3 separate regions of the Homo sapiens genome follow, and regions 2 and 3 are each linked to region 1. Evidence: read pairs that join two places in POLR2A ChIA-PET (ENCODE). Cell type or tissue: OCI-LY7. All regions are shown on one strand.

Region 1 (4,000 bases):
GGAGATTCTGGAAAGCTGCAAGTTGCTGTAGGAAGAATTTGTGCTAAGAGCTGCTACCAGAGGGATGGAGGAGCATCCCCTGCTACAGTCACCAGAAGCAGGCGACCACTGGCACCATGGGGATCCCATCCATGGTCCCATCCTGTTCCTGCCATCCTCTTTGGAGTCAGATCTGGGCTTTGACCCCAGCTCTATTGGCTACGTATCATTGGGGATGTCTGGGCCTCAGTTTCCTGATCTGTCATGAGCACTAAGAGGGTCATGAGGATTAAATCAGATTAATATATGATGTCCACCAGCCTGCCCAACATGGTGAAACCCCATCTCTACTAAAAATCCAAAAATTAGCTGGGTGTGGTGGTGGGCACCTGTAATCCCAGCTACTCGGGAGGCTGAGGCAGGAGAATCGTTTGAACCCGGGAGGCAGAGGTTGCAGTGAGCCGAGATTGTGCCATTGCAGTCCAGCCTGGGTGACAGGGCGAGACTACATCTCCCAGCACTTTGGGAGGCTGAGGCAGGAGGATTGCTTGAAGCCAGGAGTTCAAGACCAGCCTGGGCAACATGATGAAACCCCGTCTCTACTAAAAGTATAAAAATTAGCCAGGCGTGTTGGCACATACCTATAGTCCCAGCTACTCGGAAGGCTGAGGCAGGAGAATTGCTTGAACCCAGGAGGCGGAAATTGCAGTGAGTCAAGATCACGCTACTGCACTCCAGCCTGGGCAACAGAGCGAGACCCTGTTTCAAAAAATAAAAATTAAAAAAAATTAAAAAGATCCTCCTACCATCCCTGCCCAGCCCTAGCTCAAGCCTGTGCTTTGGAATCTACGGTGCCATGCCCCAAGCTGACCCCCAGACCCTGCTGCAGCGGGGAGATCTATCTTCCCTGGCAAGTCTCTTCCAAGCAGCAGAGAAGCAGGGCTCAGGGGAGGTGGCTAGCCTCACAGTCTGACAGACCCCAAGGAGGGGCACCCAGGGAGAAGAGATCTGGCTGCTCCCTGTAGGGTATCCCCCCGTGACCAGGGAAGGCTTGCTCATAGGAGGAAATCCCCTGGTCAGTGAGTGCCACCAGGGAGAGCCCAGGTCCCAGTGCTTGTCATGGAGCAAGGCCTGGAAGGTGATGGAATGAATGGGTAGTGGATCCGAATGCCGGAGATGATTCATCTCGGCCTGCAGGTGGACGGCTCTCAGGAGAACAGGACAGAAAGCCATGGCCAGGCGGCCACGTAGAGAGAGGCAAAGGCCAAGAGGGTGAGGGAATGGCCAAGCCAGAAATGAGTCTAGTAAACGTAGTTGTAGAAAGTTCTAGAACCCAATGGGCCACACACAGTGGCGGAAGGGGCATCTTCCCGACTGGTGGCCACCAGAGCTGTGAGACAGGGGTGGCTCTCAGAGGCTGAATTTCTCCACACCCAGGACCAAACGCTGGTCCTGGGCAGGGGCCGGACGCTGCCCACAGGGGCCCTCGTGGAAGGCCCGTGTGGCTGTCTCCCTCCTGAGGAAGTAGTTACAGACACCACAGCGGAGGGAGGGCAGATCGGGTGACGGGGCTCGCAGGGCTCAGAAGGGAAGGGGCGGGGGCCATGGCACTCACTGCTCTGTCGGCCTCACCGGGGCCCTGACATCCTCTGAGGCAGGAAGCTGCGGTGAAGTCTGAAGTTTCCTGGGCCGGGGGAGGCGGGGTGAGGTGGGCTGTGAAGACACAGACGGGAGAGTGAGCTCATCAGGGCCAAGGTGTGGGGTCCAGGGTTAGAGGGGCACAGGATGGGATAGGGGTTGCCCGGGGAGCGGTGGTCCCCTTTTCAGCCTGAGATGGGAACAGAAAGAAAATTGTTAGGCAATGGAGTAGGATTTGCTAAGACAAGGAACCAGGGACAGATGTGTGTTGTGAGCCCCAGAAGCACCGGAGGCCTGGGCTGAGACAAGGCTGGGGTCACCCAGAAGGTGGTCTCAACTCCCAGCTGGGGCTGCCCAGCCCCTGTCTCCCTGGGAAAGCACAGGTGGGCGGCCCCCAGCAGAGTGAGTAAAAGTGGGTTCCTCTTCTGGCAGCTTCACTTCTCATGCTGCCAGTACCCCTCCCTGACCAACGCCGCAGCTGGAGCTGGGGTCCACCCGCCCTGTGTGTCCTCCTGCAGATTTGAGGTCTTTTTTCCTCAACTCTGCTCTGGGCCTTAGAGACCCCTGTCCCTGGAAGCAGGACTTCCTTGGCAAAGCCTCATCCCACCAAGAAAATAGCCCTGTGTGCGGCATGAGCCTCCCTTCCGCCCAGCCCTGCCGCACCGCCTGAGTGCACGTCAGGACGATGGGCGGCTCTAGGGGGAGCCCAGGCCTAGAGACTTCCTCACCAGAAGCACGTGCATCCTTTGCATGTAATTCCTGGGTTTTTTTTTGAGGTGGGGAATGGTTAGAGACAGGGTCTCGCTCTGTCACCCAGGCTGGAGTGCCATAGCATGATCATAACTCATTGCAGCCACAGCCTCTTGGGCTCAAGTGATCCTCCCATGTCAGCCTCCCAAAGTGCTGGGATTACAGGTGTGAGCCACCACGCCTGGTCTACCTGGGCTGTTTTAACCTCTAAGCCCATCTGCAGAGGCTGGATGGGCCCCCTCTGTGACTACGGGCAGGTGACATGGACCCTTTCAGCCCTGGTATCATTTTAGGTAGAATGTGGAGGGTAATGGTATCACCTGGTGGCTGGGAGGCCCCTGAAGCTTCTGGGTCCAAAGATTCTGGGGTTCTGACCACCCACCATGCCAGGCTATTAACTTCTCCTGGAAGTTTCAACAGTAACCACAATAGCAGTCCTCCTGCCTCCCGGCACTGCCCCCCACTCCACCCCTGCCCCTGCACTGCTCCCGCTCTAAGCATTGCCTCCCTTCTCCTGGGCTTTCACCTTCCAGATTAGGGGGAGGGTTATCACTGTTATCACCCCCTCTCCCAGATAAGGAAATTGACACCCAGAGAGGGAAATGTGGGCGTCAATTCGAGATGTGGAGGCTGCCCTGAACAGTCCTGCCCAGAATGTGCATGAGTGAATGGAACCTGACCCTCCTGACTCATATGAGAGAAGGTATTTATTAATAGTACGCTCCCCCATCCCCAAGTGGGCATGGGGTTGGTGCACACGGAAGTAGTCCTCTGCAGGCCTGGTCCCCCCACCACCCCCACGCCCCAAAGGCCCACACTGAATTCTAGGGAAAGCTGGGTTGGGCAGAGTCAAGCCAGGAAGGCAACCTGGAGGAGGTGCTGGAGTCGGAGCTGGCTGCCTCTCCCTTTCCAGAGGCCCTCTTTCTTGAGAGGGCTGACATTTTTCCTCACCTGGTCAGGGCTGGGACAAGTAGGGTGAGGATTCCTTCCTGTTTTCTGGGGTAGGCTAAGAAAAAAAAATACTCCAGTAAGGTCCTCTGTTATTTACAAAGCTTCCCCTTAGCTGTGTGGCCTGGGGCAAGTCACTCCAGCTCTCTGTGCTTCCGTTTCTCAGCCTGTAAAATGGGGCCAACAATAGTGTCTACCTTGTAGGGCTTTTGGGGGAAAGATGAGTTAATCCAGGTGAAGGGCTTTGAGCTAGACCTGGCATGTAACACAGTGGTACACACCTGCGGCCCCAGCTCCTCAGGAGGCTGAGGCAGGAGGATGGCTTGAGCCCAGGAGGTTGAGGCTGGAGTGAGCTATGATCACACCACTGCACTCCAGCCTGAGCAACAGAGCAAACCCCGCCCCCCCCCCCTTTTTTTTTTTTTTTTTTTGAGGCAGAGTCTCACTCTGTTGCCCAGGCTGGAGTGTAGTGGTTCAATCTCTGCTCCACCTCCCCAGCTCAAGTGATTCCCCTGCCTCAGCCTCCCAAGTAGCTGGGATTACAGGCATATGCCACCACATCCGGCTAATTTTTGTATTTTTAGTAGAGACAGCGTTTCACCATGTTGCCCAGGCTGGTCTTGAACTCTTGACCTCAAGCGATCCGCCCGCCTCAGCCTCCCAAAGTGCTGGGATTACAAGCATG
Region 2 (4,000 bases), 320 kb after region 1:
CGGCTAATTTTTTGTAGTTTTAATAGAGATGGGATTTCACCATGTCAACCAGGCTGGTCTCGAACTCCTAACCTCAAGTGATCCTCCTGTCTTGGCTTCCCAAGGAGCTGGGATTACAGGCGTGAGCCACTGCGCCCAACCTGTCATCTCATTTTGAATAATCTTTGGATTTGGGCTTTTGTTTGGAGTCTATGGTCCACAGAACTTCAGATCTTATTTCTCCAAGGTCCTTTTTTGGAGGATGATGGGCTAGACAATGGGATTGGTGCTCTGTTTAGGAAGCAAACCAACAGGGAGATTTTATCTTGTTATAAAAAAAAAATCATTAAATTACAAAATCTTGATTATAGGCCAGAATTAGGCTGGCATTTTACATATATTTAGCTTCTCATGTTTTTATGTGGGGGTGGTTTATAAAGTGAACCCACTTGTGTCATTCAATTTGCCTCGCTGAGCCTTAGTGTGGATTTTGATAGGGAAATGAATAGAGAAGGGAAGTAACTTTCTAAGGTCAGCAAAGGCATTGGGAATGGGGTGAGTGGTGGAAAAACATGTCTCAGATCAATGCCAGTCACCTGTTAAATTAGTTAATTTTTAAAAATCCTGTGCACAGTCACACATCTTCCAGTGAATGTAAATATTTATTGGGTGGTTTTTGGTAACGTAAGGAGACATAATTAGGAGAAGAATTCTCACTTAACAGAAAGCTTAGTCTATTTAGAGTCTATTTATATGATGAATATATGTGGTTTTTAAATGCTTGTGGAACGACTCTCCAGGGGAAAAATAAAAAGCAATTAAGTAACATTAGGAATTTCCTTAAGAGAAATCACTGCAGCCCCTGGTCTGTCCTACTGTCACTGTTCGAATTACAGTTTTATCCAGGTAGCCCTGGAATGCTATGTTAAGTGGTTAGAAAGTTCCTTTTATTTACACTGTGTTAGAAAAATAACTCTCCAAAAGACCTTCTGCTTTTGCCGTTAAGGGGGGCAAGTCTCCTGAAGAGCAGAGACAAATGGTAAAATAATAGTAAAATAACTGAAGCGCGCATTCTCAATTGCTTGTTAGGCATATTACTTGTGTAGGAAGCAACCCTATGCAGGCCTCCTGCTCTGTTACTTTTTTTTGAGACAGGGTGTTGCTCTGTTGCCCAGGGTGGAGTGCAGTGGCATGATCTTGGCTCACTGAAACCTCTGCCTCCCAGGCTCAAGCGATTCTCCTGCCCCAGCCTCCCGAGTAGCTGGGATTATAGGCACGCGTCACCATGCCCGGCTAATTTTTTGTATTTTTAATAGAGACGGAGTCTCACCATGTTGGCCAGGTTGGTCTCGAACTCCTGACCTCAAGTGATCCACGCCCAAAGCCTGGGATTACAGGCATGGGTCACTTCTGTTCCCTTCTTAGGGGCATGTTTACAAATGATGCCCATTGGTCCAGGAGGGTACCAGCCCGTCATTGGTCTCAACATTAAAAGGATCCATTCTGTTTCTCTGCCCTGAGCCTCTGGAAAATGATGTTCCCAAGCTTTAGCTGTGGCCTTTGTGACATGGGCACAAGGAAAGGGGTTTCACGCTGGAGAGCCCCTCCGCTTAGGTAAACCAGAGTCCACGGGGACAGCTGCTGCCCAGTCTGCCCTCCCCATGCCCATTCCTAGAAGTGGGCATGGAGAGGCTGGTGACTAACTCCAAGTGTCATCGTCTTCCTGTTTTCCCTCCTCCCTTCACCTTTGCACATTGCCTGACACGGCTGAGTCTGGGCAAAACCTCTTAGCAGCCAGGGGTCATTTCTGGGTTCTCACTCTCTGATAGGCAGATCAGAAATGTACACGACACCCAGAGAGAAAGCAGAGACATGAGTGACAATTGTGATGGAGGAGGACTCGGCTTCCATCTGTTTTTGTTTATTTCCACATCACATGGTGAAAGTTCTGGATCCAACTGGCTGGGTGGCATCAGCTTTGGGGACCTCTTTCTAAGAATATAAGTTAAGGCTTGGCCCAGTGGAATTGGGGGAGGATTCAGTTTTTAGGGTCGCTAGAAGATGAGGTCAGACGGAGGGAGGGAGGGCCACCCAAAAGCACAGTGTACATGCTAAATTTTAAGTTGGCAATTCTGTTGGGCAAGGGCTGGCATAATTTGTATTGTATATATAGTCCAGCACACTATTAATACAAAACAGATATTGGATAATTGTGTGCACCAGTTAACTATAGGAAATTTGCTTTAGGGAAATAGAGAAGAAGCATTTTGCAAGTGTCAAAAGAGGAATTTGTAAGAGGTGTCAGGACAGTGGCCTTCCTAGTGTTTGGAGGGAACCCACTACGTTATCATGTCCTAACCATGGCCTCCCGGTTCCACAGTTGGCCCTTGCCAGATCAGACAGCAACCTGGCTATCCAAACCATACCTACCCACCTTGGAATTGGATTTGAACTGAGAATACAGAATTAATAGCATGTAGTAAGGGACACTTAATTTTCTTCTGCTTCAGCCTGAGTTTGTCACCAGCCTCATTTGGCATCCTCCTCGTCTCTGGCATGAAGCATTGGAGCGGTGCAGTTGAGAGCCCAGGCTCCAGTTGCCTACAGAGTCAGATCCAGGTCCTTTCCCTTCCTCGCGGCAATGCGCCTCAGTCTCCTCATCTGTCAAGTACCCACCTTATGGGGCTGTTTAAAGGAATAAGTGAGATCATGTCTACAGCAGACTTACCACTGGTCTGGCCCTTTGAACATGCTTAAAGCTGCTGTTATTGCCTGGGCCCTTGGAGGGAGGTCTTTCTCTGGATGGTATTATATAAGAGACTCTGGTCTTGAAAGCCACTCCCTAATTTTCTTTGGGCCTTCATTTCCTCACCTGTGAAGTGAAGGGGTCAGGAGAGACCCCCTTCTATCTCTGAAATGATATAAAGGGAGGAAGGGAGTTTGTGTTAGCGGCAACTTTTTTGTTTGTCCGCACTTTTCCTTTCCGCTCTTTGAGCCATGATAGTTGAGAATTGTGTTTTTTTACTTCCTTAAATTCAGAAGTGAGCTTTTGAGAGTCCTCAAAGGAAATCAACCTCAAGATAATTCTTTTGCTCCTGATTGGTAATGGGAAAAACCTTTGAGAAGAATTCCTGCTTACAGACATCTCTCTCTCTCTCCTTTTTTTTTTTTTTTGAGACAGAATATCACTCTGTTGCCCAGGCTGGAGGGCAGTGGCACGATCTCCGCCCACTGCAACCTCTGCCTGCTGGGTTCAAGTGATTCTTGTGCCTCAGCCTCCTGAGCAGCTGGGATCACAGGTGTGTGCTACCATGACCTGTTAATTTTTGTATTTTTAGTAGAGACGGGGCTTCACTCTGTTGGCCAGGCTAGTCTTGAACTCCTAACCTCAAGCAATCCACCCTCCTCAGTCTCCCAAAGTGCTGGGATTACAGGTGTGAGCCACCGTGCCTGGCCTAGACATTTCTCTTGATGTATTATGTTATTTGGGTGACTCTATACCCCTGTAGGCTTGACCAATCACAATGAAGTGGAAGCATGATTGGCATGTTATGAGCCCCTCCTCTTTCTTTAGAGGCTCCTACTGAGTAGAGTGGCCAGCAAGAGGTCAGATACAAACTTCAGACAACAAGGTAGCCTTTTTTTTTTTTTTTGAGATGGAGTCTCGCTCTGTCGCCCAGGCTGGAGTGCAGTGGCACAATCTTGGCCCACTGCAACCTCTGCCTCCCAGGTTTAAGTGATTCTCCTGCCTCAGCACCCCCACGTAGCTGGGATTACAGGTGCGCACCACCACACCGAGCTAATTTTTGTATTTTTAGTAGACACTGGGTTTCACCATGTTGGCCAGGCTGGTCTTGAATTCTTGACCTCAGGTGATTCACCCTCCTCAGCCTCCCAAAAGTGCTGGGATTACAGGCGTGAGCCACCGCGCCCAGCCATCAAGGTAGCTTTTAAAAAGCTGAGACCTTTGGGAATGGAGTGATGTGGGGTGGGGTGGGGGGGTTAGGGTGTATTCTTTTGC
Region 3 (4,000 bases), 81 kb before region 1:
CCAGTGGTTGTAAATGCCAGAAACCCAACTCAAACTAGCTTAAGCAAAAGGGAAAAAGGTTTGACTCATCCAGGAGCTTGTTTCTGCCTGGAACAAGTTGCTCAGACATCAGGAATCAGCCTATCTTCTCTCAGCTCTGGTTTCTCTGTTCTGGCTTTATATACAAGCATGTTTTCCTTCAGCTGACTCAGGGTTGGCCCCCGCAGCACCACTGGATCAGTGCAGCATACTCAGAGCTCAGAGTGAGCCTCTTTTCTCAAGCAGAAGATCCAGAGCAAATCCATATGGCCAGTTCTGGCCAGGTGCCCAGCCCTGAACCAATCACAGGGATTCTCACTGCCCAGTCCTGGCTCACATGCCCCACCCAAACGACATGAACGGAGCAGGGAAAGGATGGAGAAGGGAGACGCTGTTATGAGAACAGGAGTGGATGCTGGAGAGACAAGAAATTTTAGGCCAGGCACGGTGGCTCATGCCTGCAATCCCAATGCTTTGGGAGGCTGAGGCAGGTGGATCACTTGAGGTCAGTAGTTCAAGACTAGACTGGCCAACATGGTGAAACCCCGTCTCTACTAAAAATACAAAAGAAACTAACTGGTCCTGGTGGCGGGCTCCTGTTAGTCCCAGCTACTCAGGAGGCTGAGGCAGGAGAATCACTTGAAGCTGGGAGGCGGAGGTTGCAGTGGGAGTGCACCATTGCACTCCAGCCTGGGCGACAGAGCAAGACTCCATCTCTTTTTTTTTTTTGAGAGGAGTCTCGCTCTGTCGCCCAGGCTGGAGTGTAGTGGCGTGATCTTGGCTCACTGCAACCTCCGCCTCCCAGGTTCAAGCAATTCTCTGCCTCAGCCTCCTGAGTGGCTGGGATTACAGGTGCCCACCACCACGCCCAGCTAATTTTTTTTTTTTTTGTATTTTTAGTAGAGACGGGGTTTCACCATCTTGGCCAGGCTGGTCTTGAACTCCTGACCTTGTGATCCACCCGCCTCGGCCTCCCAAAGTGCTGGGATTACAGTCGTGAGCCACCGCGCCCAGCCCGAGACTCCATCTCAAAAAGAAAAAAAAGAGAGAAAAGAAATCTCCAGGACACTCCTCAATGCCCCGGTGCCAGGAACAGAGGACATCCTACGGTCCACACCAGCTCCAGTGCTCCCTGGCTTGCACAGTTAGGACACTAAGACTCAGAGGATGCCAGGAGTGGCCCAAGATTACACAGTCTTCAGAGCCCAGGGGTCCTATGTCCCGTGCCACCAACTCTCTGGTCCCTCCCAGCCATCACTGGTGCCTGGTGATACAGCTTCCTGTCACCACAAAGCTCAGACACATGGGCTCTGTACCTCAAGAGATAAAGACCAGCCCCACCTAAGTGGCCCTGCCCAGGATCACCAGCCCTGATAACAAGACTAGCTGGGCACCCGGGCCAGCCTTCACCTGCTCTGGTCCCAGCTGCCCTTGCTTGGGAGAGCTGTGGGGCCTGGCAGGGGAGGGGTGAGGTTCTGTCCATGGACTTCTGCCTCTGAATCCTCACTAGTTCTGCCTGTTTGGGAGTCTCCAGTTGTAGATTGCAGGAAGCAGAGCACAGGGCTATTTGACTGCTTTTAGATGCATTTTTTTTTTTTAATTGAGACAGGGTCTCACTCTGTCACCCAGGCTGGAGTGCAGTGGCATAATCACAGCTCACTGTAGCCTCAACCTCCTGGGCTCAATCGATTCACCCGTCTCAGCCTCCTGAGCAGCTAGGACTACAGGTGTGCCCCACCACACCTGGCTGATTTTGGGGTTTTTTTTTGTAGAAATGGGGTTTTGCCATGTTACCCAGGGTCATGTTGAATTCCTAGGCTCAAGCGATCTGTCTGCCTCGGCCTCCCAAAGTGAGGGGATTACAGCCTAGATCCAATTTTTAAATGTAAAGCTTCTTGGTTTACTTATCTTCCCCAAACCTAATGGAGAATCACAAATAGGCCACTGGGCAATGGCACAGCAGCTCTGGGCAGCTGGGTTTCCAGCCCAGCTCTCTTCCCTGTGCTCACCTAGAGCAGAGCAAGCTTTAATGTTCTGATCACGTTGCATCTCTACTATAAAACCTTCAATAGGCCGGGTGCGGTGGCTCATGACTGTAATCCCAGCACTTTGGGAGACCGAGGCGGGCGGATCAACTGAGGTCGGGAGTTCACGACCAGCCTGACCAACATGGAGAAACCCCATCTCTACTAAAAATACAAAATTAGCCAGGTGTGGTGGCACATGCCTATAATCCCAGCTACTCAGGAGGCTGAGGCAGGAGAATCGCTTGAACCCAGGAGGCAGAGGTTGTGGTGAGCTGAGATCCCGCCATTGCACTCCAACCTAAGTAACAAGAGTGAAACTCTGTCTCAAAAAAAAAAAAAAAAAACCTTCAATAGCTCCCTATTGTCTCAAAGATAAAATCTAAACCCCCTGACAATGAGATCACCCATCCTTGCCTTCTTTTTTTTTTTTTTTGAGACAGAGTCTTACTGTGTCACTCAGGCTGGAGTGCAGTGGCACGATCTCCACTCACTGCAACCTCCGCCTCCTGGTTCAAGTGGTTCTCCCGCCTCAGCCTCCCTAGTAGCTGGGATTACAGGCATGCGCCACCACACCTAGCTAGTAAGCCTCCATCTTCTAATCTGTGAAATGGGGATATGAGAGCACCTACTTAACAGGGTTGTTGTGGATTTAATGAGTAAAGAGCAGAGCATGGAATGTGCTTAGTACAGTGCCTGGCACATAAAACAAAGTGACCAGAAAATGGGAATTTAGTTTGTGTTAACATTATTTTAATTATTTTGAAAAAGTGTGCTGCCTCCAGAGGTAACCATCTGGTGAATCATGTTCCTTCTGCAGAAGATTTTTTCCTTTTAAGCTAAAAAAAAAAAAAAAATCAGCTTACGCTGGGTGTGGTGGTTCATGCCTGTAATCCCAGCATTGTGGAAGGCCGAGGCAGAAGGACTGCTTGAGCCCAGGAGTTCAAGGTTAGCCTAGGCAACACAGGAAGACCCCATCTCTAAAATAATAATAATAATAATAATCAGCCCACTTCTTAGGACACTAAAGCACAAGTGACTGAAGAACAGGTAGATACGCTGGACTTCATCAAAATTAAAAGCTGTTGCACTAAAAATAATACAATTAAGAAAGTGAAGGCCAGGCATGGTGGCTCACGCCAGTAATTCCAGCACTTTGGGAGGCCAAGGTGGGTGGATCACTTGAGGTCAGGAGTTTGAGACCAGCCTGGGCAACATGGTGAAACCCTGTCTCTACTAAAAACACAAAAATTAGTTGGGCCTGGTGGTGGGCGCCTTTAATCCTAGCTACTCAGGAGGCTGAGGCAAGAGAATCTCTTGAACCCAGGAGGCAGAGGTTGCAGTGGGCCGAGAGCCACTGCACTAAAAAAAAAAAAGTGAAAACCTACAAAATGGGGAAAAAATACTTCCAAATATATTCGATAAGGGATTTATATCTAGAATATATTAAGAACTCTTTCCACACCAGTGGCTCATGACTATAATCCCAGTACTTTGGCGGGAGGACCCCCTGAGCCCAGGAGTTCAAGACAAGCCTGGGCAACATAGTGAGACCCCATATCCACCAATTTTTTTTTTTTTTTTTTTTTTTTGAGACGAAGTTTCACTCTTGTCACCCAGGCTGGAGGGCAATGGCGCGATCCTGGCTCACTGCAACCTCCGTCTCCCAGGTTCAAGCGATTCTCCTGCCTCAGTCTCCTGAGCAGCTGGGATTATAGGCGTCTGCCACCATGTCCGGTTAATTTTTGTATTTTTAGTACAGACAGGGTTTCACCATGTTGGCCAGGCTGGTCTCGAACTCCTGACCTCAAGTGATCCGCCTCGGCCTCCCAAAGTGCTAGGATTACAGGCATGAGCCACCACACCCAGCCAAAAAATTGTTTTTAATTGGCTGGGCACAGTGGCACATGCCTGTAGTCCCAACTACTTGGAAGGCTGAGCTGGGAGGATCGCTGGAG

What was found. ChIA-PET counts read pairs that join two places held together with the same protein. Peaks named below come from ENCODE experiments on the same cell type or tissue, not always from the same donor. Only the 100,000 strongest peaks of a DNase experiment are listed, where the experiment ranks them.
Region 2: POLR2A ChIA-PET joins it to region 1 with 8 read pairs; 3 of 35 experiments call an interaction of 5 or more read pairs at or near these places.
Region 3: POLR2A ChIA-PET joins it to region 1 with 7 read pairs; 28 of 35 experiments call an interaction of 5 or more read pairs at or near these places.

The regions. Positions count from the first base shown.
Region 1 is chr12:121,787,637-121,791,636 of GRCh38, reverse strand. All of the region lies in intron 2 of RHOF (ras homolog family member F, filopodia associated), which reads left to right. It also overlaps a transcript of SETD1B not described here. Among named protein-coding and RNA genes, the nearest start is that of RHOF, 4.1 kb to the left of the region's middle. RefSeq lists enhancers at 1,185-1,384, 1,465-1,534, 1,661-2,377. In OCI-LY7, a CTCF peak has its summit at 2,375; DNase peaks (open chromatin) are centred at 1,596, 2,046 and 2,306; H3K4me3 peaks cover 1,078 bases; H3K27ac peaks cover 2,968 bases.
Region 2 is chr12:121,469,250-121,473,249 of GRCh38, reverse strand. All of the region lies in intron 12 of KDM2B (lysine demethylase 2B), which reads left to right. Among named protein-coding and RNA genes, the nearest start is that of MIR7107, 27 kb to the right of the region's middle. In OCI-LY7, no CTCF peak of the experiment used is centred here; no DNase peak of the experiment used is centred here.
Region 3 is chr12:121,868,985-121,872,984 of GRCh38, reverse strand. All of the region lies in intron 2 of TIALD (transcript inducer of AURKA lysosomal degradation), which reads right to left. It also overlaps a transcript of HPD not described here. Among named protein-coding and RNA genes, the nearest start is that of HPD, 12 kb to the right of the region's middle. In OCI-LY7, no CTCF peak of the experiment used is centred here; no DNase peak of the experiment used is centred here.